2 separate regions of the Mus musculus genome follow, and region 2 is linked to region 1. A link is a loop called in an ENCODE intact Hi-C map of the cell type or tissue named here. Cell type or tissue: gastrocnemius. All regions are shown on one strand. Links, peaks and the distances in the headings refer to the core of each region. The heading gives the core; the rest is flanking DNA. Region 1 holds the start of Adam6b (a disintegrin and metallopeptidase domain 6B). Region 2 has its middle 7.5 kb from the start of Gm25622.

What was found. Peaks named below come from ENCODE experiments on the same cell type or tissue, not always from the same donor. Only the 100,000 strongest peaks of a DNase experiment are listed, where the experiment ranks them.
Region 2: it touches region 1 in a loop (11-fold over the local background); 33 of 42 quality-filtered maps call a loop at or near these places.

The regions. Positions count from the first base shown.
Region 1 is chr12:113,482,827-113,494,059 of GRCm38, reverse strand. Adam6b (a disintegrin and metallopeptidase domain 6B) reads right to left here and starts at 4,495. Exons shown (of 1, transcript NM_001009545.1): 1 at 2,225-4,495. The coding sequence starts at 4,495. The coding sequence ends at 2,225. It also overlaps Igh. In gastrocnemius, for the core only: a CTCF peak has its summit at 6,171 (motif pointing left); a DNase peak (open chromatin) is centred at 6,176.
Region 2 is chr12:113,216,009-113,227,241 of GRCm38, reverse strand. No RefSeq gene overlaps it. Among named protein-coding and RNA genes, the nearest start is that of Gm25622, 7.5 kb to the right of the region's middle. In gastrocnemius, for the core only: CTCF peaks have their summits at 2,840 (motif pointing left), 4,996 (motif pointing left), 5,833 (motif pointing left), 6,565 and 3 weaker places; DNase peaks (open chromatin) are centred at 5,022, 5,784, 6,550, 7,190 and 2 more places; H3K4me3 peaks cover 245 bases.

The DNA.
Region 1 (11,233 bases), core at 3,097-8,096:
CCTGGATGTTTTGAGTTAGGATCCTTTTGCATTTTGTATTTTCTTTGATTGTTGTGCCGATGTTCTCTATGGAATCTTCTGCACCTGAGATTCTCTCTTCCATCTCTTGTATTCTGTTGCTGATGCTAACATCTATGGTTCCAGATTTCTTTCCTAGGGTTTCTATCTCCAGCATTGCCTCACTTTGGGTTTTCTTTATTGTGTCTACTTCCCTTTTTAGGTCTAGTATGGTTTTGTTCATTTCCATCACCTGTTTGGATGTGTTTTCCTGTTTTTCTATAAGGACTTCTACCTGTTTGGTTGAGTTTTCCTGCTTTTCTTTAAGGACTTGTAACTCTTTAGCAGTGTTCTCCTGTATTTCTTTAAGTGAGTTATTAAAGTTCTTCTTGATGTCCTCTACCATCATCATGAGATATGCTTTTAAATCTGGGTCTAGCTTTTCAGTTGTGTTGGGGTGCCCAGGACCAGGTGGGGTGGGAGTGCTGCGTTCTGATGTTGGTGAGTGGTCTTGATTTCTGTTAGTAGGATTCTTGTGTTTGCCTTTCGCCATCTGGTAATCTCTGGGGCCTGTGCAGAATACACTCGGTTGGGTCCCGGAACCAAGATTTCTGCTGCTGATGCTCAGGCAAAGCGCTCCCTCTCTGCTTGGACCCCCTTCCTTTGGCCGGGAAGGTGGCCAGATGTCTGGCTACACTAACTTTCTTAATAAACTTCCTATTTATAAGGAATCAGCTTATGAAAGATGTCACATCAAAATGTTGATACTGCCAGACTGTCAGGTGCTGTTTAAACAGAGAAGCTGACCCTGCACCTGGAATTTGTTCCATTCCACTTTAAACATAGTGTTTGGTTCAAAAGGTCCTCACCTGGGTCTTAATACCTAAAGAGATGATTGTTCTACTCCAGAACACACTTTTCCCATTGGACAATTACCCTCCCTTTATTTAAAAAATAGCATGTCTCTCTGCCTTTATTACACACACACACACACACACACACACACACACACACACACACACTTTCCTGTCTTCATTATTTTCTCATTTTAGTCCTTCTACTTAGGACCCTGTCAATAAAAAAAAAAAAATGGCCTGATGGTCCAGATCAATTGGAACTTTATAAAAAAGGAGAGGAGGGAATAAATGTTGTTCATGACTCCCTCAGGGAAAAATTCAGTCGTTGCACATCTGTCACAGCTTTTGTAGCTCTTGTTAGCTACAGTATGCTAGATGAAGTCAGCCTTGCATACATACCCTGCACACCTACACATGCAAGGAATAAAAGAGGCTAAGGTGAACCTTAGATCTGGTTTAAACACCAGTTAGTGGGCTTCAGGGCCTCCAGAGGGATGAACTGCAGACTCTCAAGATGTTCTGGGAGCTCCACATTCACACAAAACAAGTCAATCCCTCTTCTCTGCTTGCTTGGTGACCCAGTGGTAGCTTTTGTGTTGCCAGAACTTTCTTTGCATCGGTTAAGAATTATTAGGAAGTGCAGGATCAAGGGCAACAGTAACTATGATGTGTCCCAAATTCTGCCAGTAGAGGGATGTGAATTATCTCTTGTCAAGCTAGAGAAAACCTGAGGATGAACAGCTGAGAAAGGAGTAAGGCAGACTGCAGTCAGCAGCTACAGACACTGTACATCATTTTTCAGTTGACTAATATACATCGATGCAGCTAAGAAGGCAGTGATCCCAAGGAAGGTTATTGGCGTTCCGAAAAATATATGAGCACATTAACAGAACAGCCCTTACCCCAAACTCCTTCAGAATAAACTAGTTTCAAACACAGTTGTCTAGCATGTAATCCCATCAGTCTCGTGGAGGAAGACTCTGAGTGCATGGAACAGAGAATCTGTCAGCAGTGTACCCTGAATCTGAATATGACCTTCTGCTATAGGAGAAAGGAACCATCAAAAAAGCACAGTGATAATGATGTGGGAACGCTTCAGTGTTCAGGAACCATATGATTTATTTAAAATATAGAATCAAAAGTACCAATTTGCAGTTTTGAAAGATTTATTCCAGTGTAAGCATTAGCAATGCACCAACATCAGGTGATTTCTGAATCCAACACGTCTTATGTCCTCATGATATTAAAAAAAAAAAAAGGCCATCCAGAACTGTGAACTTGAGTTCTACCTTGTTCCCTACTGACATTCAGATTTTCTTTTTTGCATTCTCTTTATCTTACAGGAGACAGGAGGGGAGGGCTAACTCATTTTACTTTGGCTTGTCCCTTGCTGGTCCTTGCCCAGAACGTAAAGTAGCTTGCAAGTCTTCAAATCTAAAAATCTTAGTAACTCCTACACGAGTGGCAATGCCAAAGAGCAGTGCAACAAAGAGGAAGTAAATACGACCAAAGAGTATTCTTAAATACACCACTGGCTCTTGTTTTTGTTTTATTGTGTGCCTTTGAACTGGAGGGGACCCACTGTCTATGCTCCCACTTAGTCCCTCTTCTTTGCACTCTGGAGGCTTCCAACCAAAATGACAATGGCAATTCCGATGATTGTTACACACTCCTCTAAAACTGCATTTTTCTGGGGTGCAGTCATAACCCAAATGAGATAAACTTCCACTGCAAGCTCCTTGATCACAGAACTTACTTTTGGAGCAGGGGGTACCATGTCTCACCATTCCAGCATCTGTTGTTTCTGTCCCACGATGTTCATCAAGCCCAAAGCAGGTAAACCCAGAGATAATCGATTGATGGAATGAAACATGTTCTTGCAAATATGGAAGATTGGTGACATTGGTACACTGCAACCTTCCACACAGCTTGTCCTGATCAGCACAAGCATTGAATGTGAGGCTTTCTTCTGCTCTAGTACAATGCCCAAATCGAAACCGTTGTTTGTTGATGTCATAGCACTTAATATTAGCATTCTTAGCACTTACACCAAAGATTTCCATGCATTGTATGTTGCGATCAGTGCAGTTACCTTTATAGCAGTAACCATCTTCTGAGCATGGTGTCCCATCTTGCAGATAAGTGTCATCTGGGCAAATGTATTTAGTCCCATTACAGTACTCTGGAAGATCACATATGTTCTGGATAGGTCTGCAGAGTGTCCCAGAAGGACTGTAAGTGCAATTTGCACAGCATAATTCTTTATCACAAATGCTACCAGGTGTTAACCTGCAATCATTTCCACAGCAGGGATCTGAATAACATGCCTTTTGGGAGCCACAGTCACACTGCTCATCGTTATCTACTTTGAAGTTTCCACAAAACTTATAAGTCAATGATGTATTATAATAAACATGACGGTCATAGAAAAGACATGGCATCAGACCAGGAGTATTAAGTATGTTGCTTATCTCTGCAAGGGAACAATTGCTGAAAGCATCTGTTAATTGAGGATGTCTGAACATAATGCAGGTGTTCCTTCTCTGGCAGACACAGTACCCCTCATCATATTTTAAGCCTAAACTCCTTCCAACACGATTGGTTATTATAGGAGATAAAAATAAAGGATTTCGATCATATTTACCAATACAAATTAGGGCTAAGGAAGAACATATACTCCTCTCAGCTGGATTAACCTGGTTATCTTGTGGCCCATACTTATTAAGTAAAACTCCTGCATCAGGCTTAAATTTATTATAAAAGACTGACACATAGTAATTATAAGCCGACCCTCCTGGAACTGCAAACTCAAGTCGAAATGGATCAGAATTGGTGTACACAGTCATGAGAAAGACATAGTACCGCATATGAAGATTGGTCAGATAGGTGTCCATTAAACTAATGACTTGAAACAAATACCCAACAGTAGATGAAAGTTTGTCACCTGCAGCAGAATTATATACAGAATTGGTTGCTTGAAAGTGGCCTTTTATAGCAGCTGGATGTGTAGCGTAGTTCTTACTAGATATTCTGGGAGCTCCATCTGCATATTCCAATCTGGAGGAGGGAGAACCTGTATTATGGCTCCAGTGCTTCCATGCATTCATAGGCCCTGTGTCATCAGACTCAGATACTATCTGAGAAACAAGGTGTTCAAAGCTCTGTGAATCATTGAGGGGTTTGATTTCATAGGTAAGGTCATCTAACTTCATGACCCCTGACAGGCCCCCATAACAAGTATCCACAGTGACCATGGATTGTGGGATCCCCTCCAGGTAGCCAATATAGTAACAATCTACAGGAAAAAAGGGGTAATCCATCTGTAAGGCTCCTTGGTCATCTTGAGTTGTCAGCAACAAGTGTCTGGGCCAAATGAGTGTCTTTCTCCGCAGGTGGATGATATGTCTCTGGCCCCGAAAATGCAAGCTATATGAGAGCAGTCTTTGTGCTTGAAGTCCTTTGGTATGGTAGATCTCCTTCCGAGGAATAACCACCTCCGATGAGATGTAACGCCAAGTAGGATGGCCTTGAGAACACCAGACTGGAACCAGGAGGAGCAGCCAGAGTGCAAATAGCAAGAGGAGGACCCTGGGGACCACAGGTCTTTCCACTAGCCTCATGCCCCAGGTCAGAGATAACATCCTGGGTGGAGCTAAATCCCTCTGCTGTGGCCACTGCCTGGTCTAGAAAATACTGACAGAGGACTAAAAACCTCCTCAGGCTCCCAACCTAAGTGGTTACCCAGACAACTGGAGTTAGGTAACAGTCACTGGGTGTGGCAGGAATTGAGTCTGAATGTGTTAGCTGAGGTTGAGGTTAAATATTGTCAAAAGGGATGTCTATAAATGTGCCTGGACAAGAAAAGTCAGAAGCAGCAAGGAGTGTCTCTGACAGGCTCAATCCTTTCTTTTCTTTTTTTGAAGTTCAAAATATCATTTCCACGTGAATGTATTTGGTTCCCAGTGTGACTCTGGGTCTCTTTCTAGGAGTCAATATTTCTTTATATCTTGGCTCATGTTTCTCACAGTTGTTCTAATTTCTTGTTTTGTTTTGTTTGTTTGTTTGAACGTTAGTAGTAAATACTGTCTATATTAGCCTTTTAGCTATAAATGATTGTTTTTATTTCTTCTAATCATATTTTGTTTGAGTTTTGGTTAAACTATTTACAAATGAGTTTTTTTTTTTTCCTTTTGGGTGTTGCTCGAAAGTTTGGAGCTTTCTGTTAATATTGTGTTGTTATTTTTCCAATATTATTAGACCTGAGAATTCTATCTGGGTACCTGTGAACTCTAGAATTTTTAAAAATTCCATCTCTTGGGAACATTACCTCTGACCCCGTCTGAGGCCGAAGTGGCTGTCCCCCTCCAACCTTTAGTATCTTTCTTTCCTGACTATTGGGATTTCTTCAAGCAATCAGGCTGATGGGTTCTCAGCAGTGAGACCAGTAGACTGCCGGTATGAACGTCGAAGAGACTGCCACACACTCCAGGTTCATCAACAGTGCTTTCGCGTCTCTTACTTTTGTAGAAGGAAAAGCAGCCTCTGAGTTATCTCCAAGAAATCATTAATGAAAGAGTTAAAAGATGGGTATCACCCGGAGTTCATGACAAGCCCTGGCTCAGACACGTGAGCAAGGTCTACAGCCCCAAAGATAGGCTGCCCTGCAACATGTATTTATAAGATAGAAGAAAAAAATGGGTGGTTGGAGGGTTGATCAACTTACTTCCTCTCAAACATATATATCTCATCTAAGTGTGCAGGGGAAAACTCTGTAGGACTACTGGGATTGTTATTATCATTATTATTATTATTATTATTATTATTATTATTATTATTATTATTAACTTAAGGCATTTTATTAGATATTTTCTTCATTTAGTTTTCAAATGTTATCCCCGGAACCTCCTATACTCTCTCCCTGCCCTGCTCCCCAACCCACCCACTCCTACATCCTGGCCCTGGCATTCCCCTATACTGTGGCAGATGATCTTCGTAAGACCAAGAGCCTTTCCTCCCATTGATGGCCTACTAGGCTATCCTCTTTTACATATGCAACTAGAGTCACAGCTCTGGGGAGGTATTGCTTAGTTCATATTGTTTTTCCTCCTATAGGGTTGCAGATCCCTTTAGCTCCTTGGGTACTTTCTCTAGCTCCTCCATTGGGGGCCCTGTGTTCCATCCAATAGATGACTGTGAGCATCCACTTCTGTATTTGCCAGGTATTGGCATGGATCTTACTGCACCTTCTGAACTCTCTAAGCAGCTTTCCTGGTCACCTCCAGGAGCCTCATGAATAAGTCTCTGCTTCCCCCTTGTGGCTATGAGCATTACTGCACCTGATACACCCTGCAGCTTCCTAGGGAAGAGGGAGGAAGTGGCTTGGCCCCTGTCTGGTTAAGGTAAGAGGAGATAAATCCCTTCTCATGAATTAGGGTGAGAAGGGTCATGTGCTCTATCATTGGTGACCAACTTGGGGACATGGGCTTATACAGTCATCACTCTGAGGCTCTGTGTACCACCAGACTGAACTCCCATATCCTACATGCACATAGGACAACACCAAGTAGAAGGAGGTTTTAGGACTAAACTGAAGGACAGAGATGGGGTTTCTAAACAACTAGGGAGTGCCAGGGCCAGCCTCTCTAACCACTATAGGACACTATGGAGTCTGGTTACAAAGAGAGATTACTCAAGGTCCTTAGCACTGATTACAGAGCATATCTCAGATGCCTTCTGCTGACCAGATGTATCTTTGCATAATCTGCCTATCCAGATTCAGAAAATTGATGCCACATAGCCAAGTGGACTTTCAGGAACAGACGATTTAAAAACAGGCAGAGAGATGTGAGAGAAAGGAGAAGGAGAGAGAGAAGGGAGAGGGAGAGAAGAGAGAGGGAGACGGAGAAGGAAAGAGGGAGAAGGAGAAGGAGAGAAGGGGCATGGACAGAGGGAGGGACAGAAGGAGAGAGGAGATAGAGAGGGGGATAAGGAAGAAAGGAGGGAGGGAGAGAGAGAGAAGGCTAAGTCTTTCCATACCTGGGTCCCAATACCTCTTATAACCCAAGCACATGGTTTCAGATATCACAATGCGGTTGGGATATAGATAACTGTAAATACTTGTGAAAATAATGGGGCTGAGATCTGGGGTTTTCATGATAGTTTCAAAGTCACTGTACTGACTAAAACCTTCCACTGGCCCATCTCCAGCTTGTTAATCTGAGGGTATCAAATTTCCCACTAAGTGTGTTTAGAAAGATCTCCACCTTTTTGCCCTAGTCTTCCAGTGCCCCACCTACGTTCTGGTCTCCCACATCTGATGTCTTCTCAGTGATTCTGGCCCTGCCTGCTCCACAGCTACAAACCCCTTCCTATAATGAGCTCTGTGCTGAGCCATCATCCTGAATCAATCCACCTTAAGCAGATGTTTTGCTTATTTTTCCTGTGTCCATACTACAGAGGAAGGGTAGGCATGTAGAAGCTGAGGCATCTCATCTCACTCTAAGCACCCTCAGTCTCTAAATGTGCCCCTTTGTTTCCAGCAGTTCAGCCTCAAGCATCTTTTATTCACTCGTCTTAGAGGGACACATGTGCTGTAGTGTTATAAGATGAAATTTAAAGCATTAGTTATTCCCAACAAGCCAATTAAACAAGCCAAAAACATTCATCAGTCATTCCCATGGAACCTCTGAAGCATCTTCCTGCTCTAACCTTGAGTTTCCTAGGGCTGCTGTGGGATCACAGGAGCTGTCCTGTTTACCAGCCTATCCTGTCCCACGGGATTCAGTTATTAGTGGGTGCGAGGGGGACCGCAAACCTGGAAGAAAATGGGATTGGAAGAGAAAAGAGAAACGAAGACCAAGTAGATCTTTTCCTATCAAGGTCTTCGTTTATTAGGCTGAGGTGCCTGGTGTAAAGCATGCATCGCGGGGAATAGGAAGGGGTCGAGGGGGAATTTTACAAAGAACAAAGAAGCGGGCATCTGCTGACATGAGGGCCGAAGTCAGGCTCCAGGCAGCGGACACTCTGCATCTTATCTCTGGAACATAGATCCTCCTTGACAGCCTTGGGGTGTCAGGCCAGGCTCAGGTGTAACTCATGTCCTTGGATGGCATGGGAGTTCAGGAAGAGATAGGGAAGAGGGGACTATAATTCAGCTTTTACAGCCTCAGGTGCCAGGAAGGCAACAGGGAGGAGGGAGTGACTACAGGCTCCTAGCACGAGGCCATTTGGCCTGTCAGGGTGGGAGATTGTGAAGGGCTCACTTTCTCATGGTATGGTCTCTGACACCAGCCAGAAAAAAAAAAAATCTCCAGTCAATCTACAGAAAGGCAGAAATATGGAGAACCTTCTAGAAGAACAGCAACCCTTGACTGACTCTGCAGGGCAGTCTAAGCACACAGGTTCCTCTGAGCCCAGTCCCTGGCTGTATTCACTCACACAGGGCCCAGCAGTCTGGAGATGCCTGCAGCAGGAAGGTTCTCACTGTACCTCAGTCTCACAGCTCAGTCACTTTGTAGTCTCCCCACAGCAAATCACAACCAATGCAGTTGTCACCCTTGAGGCCATTCCTCAGTGACGCCTGGGAAACACTGTCCATTTGCCCTGCTCATATGCTGTCTCAGCTCACATAAATTCCCTCCAAGCTCCTTTACAGAAACAACCAATTGACATACAAATTAAAGTAATATGAAGCTCTGTCCTGTACCAATTCCTAGAACACCTCAGCTGCTAAAATCTAACTGTGCAATACAGAGAACTACCTAGATAATACCTAACTCCAATCTTGAGGTATCTGTTGAAGAGGCTTTCAGCTATGAATTACCAAGAGGGATGCCTGTGTCTCCTACATCTTAAGGCATCTTTCTGAAGCTCACACTACCCTTCACAGCGCCACAGCAGCAGGGAGATCTGTATCTCTTCCTCTCCACAAGAGGGCAGAATTCGGGTGTCAACTGTGACAACCCTCCAGCATTAATTTCTATTAGTAGATATTTTCTTTACTTACATTTCAAATGTTATCCCCTTCCCCAGTTTTTCCTCCCTGAAACCCCCTATCCCATCACCCATCTCCCTGCTCACCAACCCACCCATTCCATAAGAACCAATCAGTACCCCACCCCCCCAGAGCTCCCAGGGACTAAACCAGGAACCAAAGAGTACACATGGAAGGACCCATAGCTCCAGCTGCATAGGTAGCACTACTTTGAAAAGGGGGAAGATGATGAAATCATTACTGTGGGGGAAATGCAAGGAAGATTCCAACACATCTAGGCATCTATGAAGATTTTAAGTCTTCAAAATCCAAAACCACCACAAAATTTAAAAAAAAAAAAAGTAGATTCTAAATGCAGTCACCTGCACCAGGTGCCTGGGGAATCACTCAGCAGCCCTAGACTGAGAAAGCTTGGAGAAAGTAGAAATAGAGAAAGTGTACAGCCAGTATCCTCTAGCTACTCACATCCAAACAGGGCCTCCTGACTGCTCTGAGCCTGTCCTAAGAACAGCAATGATGCCACAGAAATTTTTAGAGTGAGCCCTGAAGGAACTTGAGGCTGATATGAGCAAGCCAGTCCCAGAGGAAAGGAAAACCCATAGAGAGAAAACAGGTGAGTTAGTGCATTAAAGGGGCTGAGCAGGGAGTTCTCATCGCTCCCCAGCACCAGAAATAAGAGCCTCTCCGGAGCTGCTGGGACATGGAATGCAGATGATTCGGACCATCAGCCCCACAGAGACCTTTCCCACTCTGGCTCAGAAAGAGGCACTGGACCACAGTTGGAGAGGAGAATCGAAAGCTGATATCTCTGTATTCACTTAGCCTGTTACCCACCCATGCACCCAAGTCCAAGGTGGGAGAAACACTGAGGGTCTAAACACAGCCCCAGAGCAACTGCCAGTATTAAATACCAGATTTCAGAAGATGGGAAATCACCTCTCTGGTCATTTTTGGGACATGTAAACTGTAACAGGAAACATAGGACCAATTTAAGATGGAGCAGTCCTATATCCCTAACCCAGTTGTAAATAAAACATTCAAGAGTGCCATCAGACACCACAGTGGTACAGGAGAGATGAGTGTACCTAGTGCATCAAGAGTTCCCTCACTAGATAAACCAAGATGTAGCCCCAGGACCACCCAGGCACCTACCAGGACTCCCCTCCAGAGGTCTGAGCCAGTTAGCTCTAGTTCATTCTATGTTTCAGACCAAAACATCAGAAACAACAGCATCTCCACTGCAGATGAACCCCTAAGCCATACAGTGTACCCAAAGGCAGCACCACAGATGGGGAATGTGGGGGCGAAGAAGCTTGTATCACATTAAGAGTGTTGCCCAATGACTATTTGCTATCTTCACAGTAAGATGGGCACTGATCCCACCCACCAAAACATAGTAGGACAAGGACCCTTAAATAACATCTGTCAAGGGGAGCTGTCAAATAGCCACTGAGCTGAGATGGCTCATACGGGGTGATATAGAAAAACAGGCCAAAGAACCTCCTGTGTTGCAAGCACAAATGGGAAGCTGTGAATCTCCACTACCTTACAAGAAAACTGTACCAATCTGCAAGAACAGGGGATACACAGCTTTCCACACTGTGTAGGAAGGCATTGGACTCTCAGATCATCCAAGGACTAGGGCTAAAGTGGCCATGTGTGGGAAATACATCCACTTTATAAACCTACCTTGTATCCACATCACACATGGAGCATCTGCTCCTGGTCCCTACCTCATGTGGGTGCTGCGGTGCTGTACATTGAGTCTGGGGGCATGAGTGTGCCCGGTAAATTCCTTATCACTCAGATGAATTTCCAGTCCACACTCATCACCTTGGAGTAGGAATTTTAAAAGTTAGTGTAGATATAAGTAAAGAGAGTCAGGAGGGGGGGCTGAAAGGCAGACCTGCAGAAATTCTCCAGAGGGTAGAGCTCAGAAGCAGCAAGCAAAACTTGGGCTAACAGAAGAGCAAACACAGAGCTCAGGCAGAACTACCTGGCAATGCGACTGGGCACACTGAAAGCACTGGGCATCAGCACTGAGCCCCAAATATGCACTCAGGATCCTCTGCATAATAATGTAACATAACAGGAAGGTTAGAACAGGCCAAAAGAGGAAACAGAACAAATGCCCCTAACCAAAGAAGTATAAACAAATTGGGAAGAGTAAAGAAGGATTGTAAGGATTGAGTACCACACAGAACATGCTCTTAATGGCCTCAATGCTGAAGCTAGGAAGAACTAAGTTAAAAGAAACATGTTCAACGGGATTCCCTGTCACTGGACTTCACAACAAGCAAAATTCAATCTTTCTGTTAAGGAGATGAGAAGAGAATATCTGAACCTTGTGTTGACAGTGCCCCACCCCGACTGTCAGGCTGTGGGA
Region 2 (11,233 bases), core at 2,377-7,376, 270 kb after region 1:
GATATAGAGACACACAGACCCACAAATATGAACAGACACAGAGACACCCAGAAACAAAAACACACTCAGGCATTCCACTCCCAATGGGCGTACACATGGGCATACACAGCCCAGTCACACAGACAAACATAACACATACAGAAGTGCAGGCATACATATCACACAATACACGCTGGTATTCACACACAGGTGTGCTCACAAACCCCACACACTCACACATAAAAGTTGACACTGGCACTCCCACTCCGAGGCACATGCTTAGCCACAGCCGGCTGACACTGCACACCCCACACACGTTCCAGAGACTCCCACAGAACTGGAAGCTCACCCAGGCCCACCCAGGCTCTCAGGCCACACACATGGGACATCTCAGAGACATGTGGGATACAGTTGCTCACAGGTTTCATGAGGACTCACAGGCCTGTCCTTGAACATTCCCCTGAGCAGGGGCTCCCTTCTTAAAGCACAGGGATCCCATTCTTTACAGATAAGCACCCAGACAGAGGCACTACCAGGCCCAGACCACACTAGACACACACAGCTCTGCATTGTCCCACACTCAAACACAGCTCTGTCGCCTGAGCTCATGCCAGTCACACAGAACACAGACATGGGCTCGTGTGCTAGAGAGACATAAGCAATGGTAGCCAAGGTGCTCACATCATGCCCATACACACACACACACACACACACACACACACACACACACACACACACACACACCCTGTGAACAGGCCTGCAGTCCTGACTGAAGCCCTGCTCTACCCAATTTAGTGAGTCCTGCACCTGAACCCTCTTACCCTCACAGCCCCTGACCTCTCCCTGTGTGCTGCTCAGCTATGGCCCCTTCCCATTCCTAACGTGCCACCCTAAGATGTCGGTTCCGTGCATCACCGCACACATGCTCTTGGGATAAGGCCTTAGAAGGCTCTGTACCATCTGCAGCTCATGCCACTGCCTTCCCTGGTAACCCTCTCCTGCATACAAGGGCTGCAAGGGTCAATGATATGAATCCATCCATGCTCTGACCCCAGCTTGGCCCAGGGCAGCCATGATGGGAGGACAACCCCTGACCCCAGCCTAAGATAGTTGTTGCACAGAGCAGTCCCTTAACGCAGGATAACTGTTGGAGGTAGGCAGCACTTGACCCCTGCCCAAGCTAGATGATGGGAGAGGATAGGTCCAGCCATTGACAGCTGCTGTAGCAAGGCAGGCCCTGGTCCCAGGTTAACTCAAGGCTGCTGCTTAGGCAACCCCTGACTCCAGCTCCAGAAGTCTGCTGGGGGTGTATCCTCTGGCTACAGGAGCTGAACAAATGTCCCTCTTTTCCCTCACCACAGAGACCTCTGGATCCCACTCCTAGGGCCCACTGGTCCCAAACCCTCACAGGTCAGCAACATCTTGAGGCCAGGAGCCTATAGAAGTAAGGAGCCTATAGAAGTAAGGAGCCTATAGAAGTAAGGAGCCTATAGAAGTAAGGAGCCTATAGAAGTAAGGAGCCTATAGAAGTAAGGAGCCTATAGAAGTAAGGAGCCTATAGAAGTAAGGAGCCTATAGAAGTAAGGAGCCTATAGAAGTAAGGAGCCTATAGAAGTAAGGAGCCTATAGAAGTAAGGAGCCTATAGAAGTAAGGAGCCTATAGAAGTAAGGAGCCTATAGAAGTAAGGAGCCTATAGAAGTAAGGAGCCTATAGAAGTAAGGAGCCTATAGAAGTAAGGAGCCTATAGAAGTAAGGAGCCTATAGAAGTAAGGAGCCTATAGAAGTAAGGAGCCTATAGAAGTAAGGAGCCTATAGAAGTAAGGAGCCTATAGAAGTAAGGAGCCTATAGAAGTAAGGAGCCTATAGAAGTAAGGAGCCTATAGAAGTAAGGAGCCTATAGAAGTAAGGAGCCTATAGAAGGGCCAGCTGTGCCCCATTGATGTGGGGCTCCAAAGAATGCAAGAACCAATCTCCACCCGGCCACAAGCACCAGCTGCCACGGAGTCTCACCAGCACACACACCTCTCCTGCGAACCTAGTCAGGGAAAAAACAAAGGGGCTGGGGTGAGCAGCAACCCTGGAGCAGCCAATCTCACTGGAGGCCCCAGACCCCAGGAGTCCAGGCACCAAGCCTGGCAGAGAACTCCAGCTCTGACTTGTGTGCCCTCACCCAGCAATCTCCACACGTGGTTTGGGGCTGTTGTAATTATGCCTTGTGTTTTTATCTGTTTAAAAAAAAAACAACTTAATTTCTAATAACACTTTAATGCACAGAATGTGGCGAACACATGCTCTCTGAGGCATGTTTGCTAAAGCAAAAGTTGGGACTGGGGACACAGCTCAGTGCTAAAGCACGCTTGCCTCCTGGGCTAGAACATGGCTGCTCACAGGAGGCCCTGGGTTTCCCCTGCGCGTGCACACACACACACACACACACACACACACACACACACACACACATCAGAGGGGCTGGAGAGATAACTCAAGGGTTAAGAGCACTGGCTGCTTTTCCAAAGAATCCAGATTCAATTCCCAGCACCCACATGGCAGTGCATTACTGTAATTCCAGTTCCGGGGTGCCCTGAAGGATCCTCCATACATGTGAAACATAGAAGCTCACACAGAGAGAGAGGGGTGGGGGAGGGGCTCATGAGAATATAAGATAAATAAATTACAGGTCTAAAATGAAAACCTTAAAAAAGAGAGAGAGAGAGAGAGACTGGCAGAAACAAAGGTTGTTAGACTCTAACACACATTGGAGCAAGGTGTAAAGGGCTGAGTGTCCCAGGGTCCAAGAAACAGCCCTTGCCCCACCATCCTGTCCTGAAAGCAGACGGCTGGGGTGCTCAGGGGCTCCCTCTAGAGGACTGGGTGGAAGTTGACGTGTACCAGCAATGGAAGGAGAGGCTGCACAGAGAGAGTAATGAACTAGGAGATCAGGGGTGTTGATGAACATGCCGGTGACCTCACACTGCGCAGGCCAGGTGAGGCCTAACATCGACTCTGCAGCTTATCTGGCTCAGGTTTGCTGTCTGGACAGTGAAAACCCTCCAGCTCTGTGCCCCTCCTGAACCCCTCATGTCCATGTTTGACACCAGCTGTCCTGAGCCCTCATAGCCCCTCAGGGAGCACAGAATCACACATCAGCTTGACAAGGTCCCAGGTGGTTAGAATACAGGGATGTCCATTGAGGGCACTAAGCTCCATGTGGCTCCATGGCCATCAGACATGGGTAAGATTCCCCAGCCCTAGGCAGGATCTTGCCACACACCCTGGCTCCCATTATAGAAGCTGGAATGACCCATCTGATTGGAAGGGTGACAGCAATCCTTTGGTCCCATCGTTCTTGCTACACACTTGTTCCAGAGAAAGGGTGAAGAGTTGGCCCACATTTCCAGTGGCTCTTTAGGAGAGCGTCCCAGGGTCTGCCCCCGAGCTGGCTCTATCAGAGCCACTTTGGTCTTAGCCTTGCCTTGGCTATCTTACTTCCATGCAGCTACATGGAGACCCTCTCTACAGAAATGTCATGGGTTCAGAGCTAGGGACACCAAGTCCGTGGAGGAAAGCACTGTAGAGTTGAGTCTGAAGATACACGCGCAGCTGCTGGCTTGCCTGTGGCCTGTTTTATAACCTTGGGCAGCATAAGACATAGCTCATAAGTGGACCTGTGCAGGAGGCGTAGTTGGGAATGGCTGCGAACAGATGGAGTGTGGCCTTAGGGTTGTCAGAAGGAATCTCGGGGCTATAGGCATGTGTGCCTCTCTAGAGGAACAAACAGAAACATAGCCAGATGGGACAGGCAGCCTACTGCGTTCACCTTGCTGATCTCCAAGCTCAGATGGGGATCATATAGCATGTCTCTGAAGGCTCCCACAGACCTGAGCACCTCGAACCTGTGTCCTTATCTCACGAGGGGCCTGACCCTCCCAGCCAGACTGCTTACTGAATGCCCATGTAGCCTGCAAACCAGGCTCCCCTCCCAGGGCAACAACTGAGGCAGCTCTGTTTCCCGCCACCCTCTCAGACCCCACAGAGCTGCCCAAGCCAGGCAAGTAGGTAAGGGGACTCCCCATGACTTGTCTCAACACCTCACTTGGTGTCCTGTCCGAGCACTAAACTCAGTGGGGTGCTAGCTACAAGCCTAAGTTCAGCCCTGCACAGCTCAGAGCAAAGGTACAGCCTTTGCCCAGTCCAGCAAAAGTGGAAAAGGCCTGCCCTGGTCTCCATAGTGAGCACTATAGTCAGGTTACATCTGCCTCAGCAGCTCAGAGCTGGCACTGAGCAAGCAAACTCTGCTGCCCCCGTGTGAGCATAGCCAGCGTTGCACACACACCACGCAGACGCTCTCCCTAGGGATGATGGGGGCAAGGAGGGTTTGTCAGGGTGTGAAGGGCGGCCTGCCCCGTGTAGCTATGGACTAAAGGGATGTATTCCTATCTAGTTATTTTAGATGGAAGCACACACCCCACCTATTTAGGGTGGGTAGGGACATGTGCCTTATTATAAGTCTGTATTGAGAGTGCAGACTTAAACTCCTGACCCAGGAGCACACCTCCTGACCCCTGTGTAATTGTCCCAGCATCCTCTGTGCTATTGGCTTCCTGGGGTCTGTTGGGACCCCCGCCCCCACCCCTGCCAATCAAGACTGGCACACAGGGGATGTGATCAGGCCTAGCCCTGGGGCTGGTCAAGGCACAGATGGACCAGTGATGCCTCAACTCCAGGTGTGCCTGCTGGGGCTCCAGAGTGGTGTAATACAGGGCTCGTGCGCCCCCTGGTGACCATGTGTGTCACTGCACACGGAAGGCCGGATTCAGATACTTGGCTCTACCCAACCAGGTGTACTTTCAGTAACAAAACAGACCCAGAGTATGTACACACGCAAATGTCCATGTGTGTGTCCCCATGTTTACACATCTGTGTCCCAGGGAGTTCATGTATCACCCATGATAAATGTAGACACTGGTGGAAATAGTATGACAGGGGAACAGGAACTGCGACTGGAGAAGGTGCCCCCAGGAGCAGATCTCTGCTGCCACCATGTGGCCATTGGTGGTATTATCTTTGCAGCCCACAGGAAGCTCCTCTTACGCAGGCGCAGAGGGACTAAGGCACTGGTTCTCAACCTGTGTGTCAGGATCCCCGCTAAGGGGTCCGATGTCTTTTCCACACTAGTTGAAAGTCAGATGATTTGAAACAGTAAACAAATTACAGTTATGAGGTAGCAAAAAAAATAATTTTACGGTTGGGATGACAACATAAAGAGCTGTATTAAAAGGTCACAACGTAAGGAAGATTGAGAACCACTGAGCTAAAGCGACCAGGAGTACATGCCTGGGTTTTGATGATCAAGTTGAGAGTTCAGGCTTGTACTGCAGTTTGGGAGAGAAGGCTTATATTCTCCTCGTGGTTACCCCAAGACTCTGTACATATCTTGTGCACAATGTACCAGCAACAGGAAAAATAAAAAATTACATAAATAAATAAGCCCCAGTCTGGGCTCCTGGGCAGTCTACAGTCCCATATTCCACACAGATCCATGGACACGCCAGGAAACAAAGAGAATTAATAACTGAGGTAGGTGGGGAGAGGGCTAAGTGTCAACAGAATTAGGGGGTACCCAGGGCCACCAGCTCCAGCCGCCCCGCCCCCGACCTGCACTGTCCCTAATACCTGTTGGGTTCCTAGGGCCTAACGATACTTTGCAATCTGGTGTCTGGCACTGAGGAAGCACGGTTAGGCCAGTCGTGAGACTGGTCAGGGCTGTCACACTAGCTGGTTGCCTAAGCACCTGAGATACACCTGTGGCGTCTCCACAATGACCACAGCGTAGTGCTCAGGTGCCCCCTGGTGGACAGATGCACCACTGCATGCTGTGCCAAGCCAAGTTCAAAACCTGGCACCTACAGAAAACTACTACGATAGAAGCTTCTTAAAATATATACATATAGGGGGCTGGAGAGATGGCACAGTGGTTAAGAGCACTGACTGCTCTTCCAAAGATCCTGAGTTCAAATCCCAGCAACCACATGGTGGCTCACAACCATCCGTAATGAGATCTGACTCCCTCTTCTGGAGTGTCAGAAGACAGCTACAGTGTACTTACATATAATAAGTAAATAATTTTTTTAAAATATATATATATACATATGTGAAAGAAATCTAAATGGAGTCGCCAAATAACAGAAGAGACGAAGGCCCAACTAGACATCTCTGACCCTCCAGTGTGTGTGTGTGTGTGTGTGTGTGTGTGTGTGTGTGTGTGTGTGTGTGTGTGTGTGTTTAGACATTTATGTCTCTAATCCTCCTCCCCGCTGAGGCTCCAGCACTGTTCACATCACAAATGAGTCGGGCGTGGAGAGAAAACAACATTGGTAGAAATCCAGAGGTCATGTGATGGTGTTAAAGTCTCACTGTTGACCGGGATTCTCTGACTGACCAAATTGCAGTCACCAGGAGGGGCTCTGAGCTCAGAGCTCCACAGAGTCTACTATGACTACAAAGTTCCTCCCAGCCCTGTTCTAACCAGCATGGGCCTGAGGCCTGCAAGAGCAAGACTCTACTGGCCTCATGTGGCCTCTGGTAGAATTGCACTTACTGCCTACTCGAAACTCTCCTTAGAGCTCTTAGAGCAGGTTGGGGAAGGGCTGTTTTCTCAAGGCAGGTGGGGTCAGTAGCTCTTCCTCTAGTGTGGGAGACAGCGCATGCTCTGACTAGTCATACAGTTACGATGGGGAAGGGCATGTGTCCCATGTGTCTAAGGCTGCACTTGGTAGTGAAGGTAGGGGTGCAGGCTTACCCACCCAGGCTCATGTCCACCTCATGGTAATGCCCAGGCTCTGTGCATGCCATGTGTGTGCACAGTTACTGGCAGCAGGTTCCAAGGCCCAAGCCAGGCTCCTCAGCAGCCTAGACTCCACATCCCATGTGGACACACAGCCACACCCCACACTAAGAGAATTTATGACTGAAGTGAAGAGATGTTCGTGAAATTTGACAGAATTAAGGAATTCTGAGGGCCAGTGTCTCCAGCCAACCCCACCTACACTTCCCTGTGGGCTTTGAGTTTCTAAGGCATGGTGGGATACCCACTGTCTGACACTGAGGGAGTGTGGTCAGTCCCTGCCCTGGAACAGTGGAGTCAGATCACATTGGCAGGTCAACTAAGGACCACAATGCACAGTGCAGAGCTCATGTGCCCCCTGGTGGCTAGATGCACCACTGCAACCTCTGCTAAGCCAAGTTCAAAGAATTGGCCCCACCCAGCCGGGTAGACTCTCAGGCACAAGTGACAAACACGTACTCAGAGAGCATGTATATATGCCGCTGTGTGTGTAAGAGGCCAACACTGGTAGAAATAGAGATTGTGTGATGGTGTTACAGTCTCGCTATTGGCCAGGATTCTCTGGTGCCACACCACCCCCAGTTGGATCTGTGTGACAAGTTCCACAGACTGTGGCGATCGACCTCAAAAGGGGAAGACTTCCTGGAACCAACTATGGAACTCTTTGCCGGAGAAAAATTATTGAGCCATAGTTCTCATGGCAATCTATCTGTTTTGTTTTCTCTTATTCCTTTTCTTATTTACATGTTCCTGGAAGCCTAGGCCAAGATCTTAAGCGAGAATAATGGGTAAGAAACCATCCCTAGAGATGGGGCCACTAACATGACCTTATCCCCAGGGAAACCAACACTTTACTTTTTAAATCATTTATAAAACTATTATGATAAAAAACTTTCCCAACAATAAAATTTCATATGGTTACACGTGTGTCATCGGAGGTGGGTTTTGGTATATAGTAAAGAAAGCCTTAATTAGAAAGAATTAAAATGGTTTAAATTTATGCAATGAAGATTTATTTTAAAAATCAGACATTAGATGTTAAATAATAATTGACCATAAGTGGCTGGAGAGTTAGCTCAGCAGTTAAGAGCACTGACCATAAAGATTTATTAACCTGCTCTTGGAAGTATACCACTAGCCTTGGACGACTGCCCCACTGAATACATTCTTTTAGAATTGTTGTTATATTTTGATGATTTATATTAATAATGATGTTACTTGCTCTGTTTGTGATTCACTGAATACATAGTTTCAGAGTTGTAATGCTTGGATGATTTTTGTGCTTTACTGTGCCAAATGATTTTTGTGGGTATTTGTGATTGTTTCACTGGATACAGTTTCTAAGAGATGTGATGTTTGGAAGAAATGTGATGTTTGGTTTTTTAATGTATAAAATCCCCTGCTTGAGCCCAGAGGTGGTGGAGCACGCCTTTAATCCCAGCACTCAGGAGGCAGAGGCAGGCGGATTTCTGAGTTCGAACCCAGCCTGGTCTACAAAGTGAGTTCCAGGACAGTCAGGACTATACAGAGAAACCCTGTCTCAACAACAACAACAAAATCCTACTTGAGATCTGCAAAATACACTCAGATGCAAACTGCCTCTGTGTTTGTTTCTGTTTGTCACCACCGAATCCTTACCCACCTAGCTTCGAGGACCCTCATTCCAGGGACCCCCATACCCGACTGGGGTGGTCCATGGCACTCTGGTTGACCAGACTGTAGTCAGTCTGAGAGAGGGGCGCCACTGAGGTGTGTCGGGCCTGGGACGCTAGGAGTTGAGTCCGGACCAGATGAGAACTGACCCTAGTTGGGGGTTGTCTTAGTCAGGGTTTCTATTCCTGCACAAACATCACGACCAAGAAGCAAGCTGGGGAGGAAAGAGTTTATTCAGCTTACACTTCCACACTGCTGTTATCACCAAAGGAAGTCCAGACTGGAACTCAAGCAGGTCAGGAAGCAGGAGGTGATGCAGAGGCCATGGAGGGATATTCTTTACTGGCTTGCTTCCCCTGGCTTGCTCAGCCTGCTCTCCTATAGGACCCAAGACTACCAGCCCAGAGATGGTCCCACCCACAAGGACCCTTCCCCCTTGATCACTAATTGAGAAAATGCCTTACAGCTGGATCTCATGGAGGCATTTCCTCAACTGAAGCTCCTTTCTCTGTGATAACTCCAGCTGTGTCAGGTTGACACAAAACTAGCCAGTACAGGGGTAGAGTGGAGCATGTGTTGGGCTCCACAGCCTCCACTTGCCCTCCCAAGACTAACCAGCAACTCCAAGCAGGTTGCTAGTCAGTGTCCACAGGAACAGCGCTCTGCTGCCACCGTGTGGTCAGTAGAGCACACTACATCCTGCCGCTCGCAGAAGGTTCTTGTCAAAGTGGGTGAGAAGGAACTGTGAGAAAGGAAGTGTGGACGTGCCTACCCTGTCTGGTTGAGGCAGGAGTGCACACAGCCCTCCTGATGATCAAGTCGGGGTTGCAGACTTACACTACATTTGGGTAGATCAGCCCATAACTCATCTTCCCCTCATGGCAATCCCCTGGCTGTGTGCATGGCATGTGTCCCATCTATACAAGGAGGTACAGGGGGCTCATGGGTTTATAAGTTCAGGTTTATACCAAGGTTTCGGGGGGTAGCCTGAGGCTCATGTACCTTCTTGTGGTAGCCCCCAGGTTCTGTGCATGGTACTGCTCAGTTACTGGCATGGCTTCTGGGAAGGCTGGGCTCCCACGTCCCCTGTGGACACATGGTTACGCCAAGAACAGAACTACAAAGTTAGGAGTTACCATTCCCACCTGCACCTGTATCTCCAGTACCTGGGTTTCTAAGACGTAGTGAGTCCTCTTGCCAACCAGGGTCTGCCACAATGGTCAGGCACAGCTGTGGGCCGGTCAGCCCCATCAGGTCACACCAGCAGGTCCCAGGAGCACAGAGCTTAAATGCCCCCTAGTGTCCAATTGCAACACTGCATGCTCCACCAGACCAGGAGGAATCTGGAGACCAGGGAAGGCAAGCCTGGGTTCTTCAGCCCTCCAGAAGCCTCAGAAGAAGGCACACACATGACACAGGCACCTGTGGATGTCAGGTGTCAATCCTCACCTTGCCCTGGTTCGAGACAAGGTCTCTTTGTTATTCATGGCTGCATACACCGGGCTATCTGGGATGCACGTTTCCAGGGATCCTGTCTTTACCTCCCATCTTACCTTAGGAGCAGAGCTGTTACAGACTCAGGCTGCCACACACAGCTGTTCAGGCTCTGAGAATTCACACTCAGGTCTTCACACTTGCTGGGCAAGTGCTTCACTCCCCGAGGCCCTGTGTCTTTGTTTTTAATTGTAGGCTTTCATTATAAACTCAGTGTGGGGTAGGGTGGTTCTAACTTCTGTGCATGAATCTCTTCTGAGTGGTCAGCTTAAGCCATTGCAGCTTGCTGTCATTACCAGTCTTGGGTCTTGGCTCTCTCTTTGTGCGTATTTTCATGGCATTTTCTCTTTCCTTCCTGTGTTTATCCTGCTTCCTGGTGATAAATTAAATTTTCTTCTTCTGTTTTCTTTTTTCTTGATTTTATTTTCAAAACTGGGTTCCCCCGTGTAGCCCTGGCTCTCCTGGAACCCACCATGTAGACCAGGTTAGCCTCAGACTCGTAGGTCTCCCTGCCTCTGCCTCCTGAGTGCTGGGAATAAAGGCGTGAGCCAACATCCATCTTCCTTTGGAGTCAAACACTCTACTTGTCACTTTGTGGTGATTGCTTTGAGGGCCATTCAATTCATTTATTGAATTTATTTATCCTAATATCCTTCCAATAAGACATATACTTCAGCCTAATGTGTCTCCTCTAATCATAGCCCCCTCCCCCTAACCACGAGGGTGGTCTCTGGGTTATGGTTATGAGTCCTGTGTATTATGTTCGCCTGCATGTCCTTTCTGCAACAAGAGGCTGGTCAGTTGGCTTCTTGCAACTCTTACAGCAGGCTGCTGGGCCTCTGTCTAGGACAATGTCCTTAGACTATTCCTAATGGGGTCTCTGGATGAAAATTCCTGTAAGCTCCTCTGCCTAAAATGTCTTCGTTGTGCCCCTGAAAGGGAGCAAGCAACTCCACACCACCAGCTTAGATGAGCGTCAGGATTTGGTTAAAATATCAGCCCAGCCCTGGGACGGCCAAGGTTTGCTCAACTTTAGGGTCATCAGTGTCATGGCAGTGTCCAGTCAACACTGGCAGGCAGGTCTGCCTCAGGCTCTGCAGCAGCTGCTCTGCCTTCGTCGGCCAAATTATAGTGCTTGTGCACCCCCTGGTGGCCTCTCCACATCACTGCATTCTCCGCCAGTCCCACCCAGCCAGACCCAAGTTCATCTGCCCATTCAGTGGAACACACCTCCCTGCTGTCCCCTGAGTGATTCATCACCC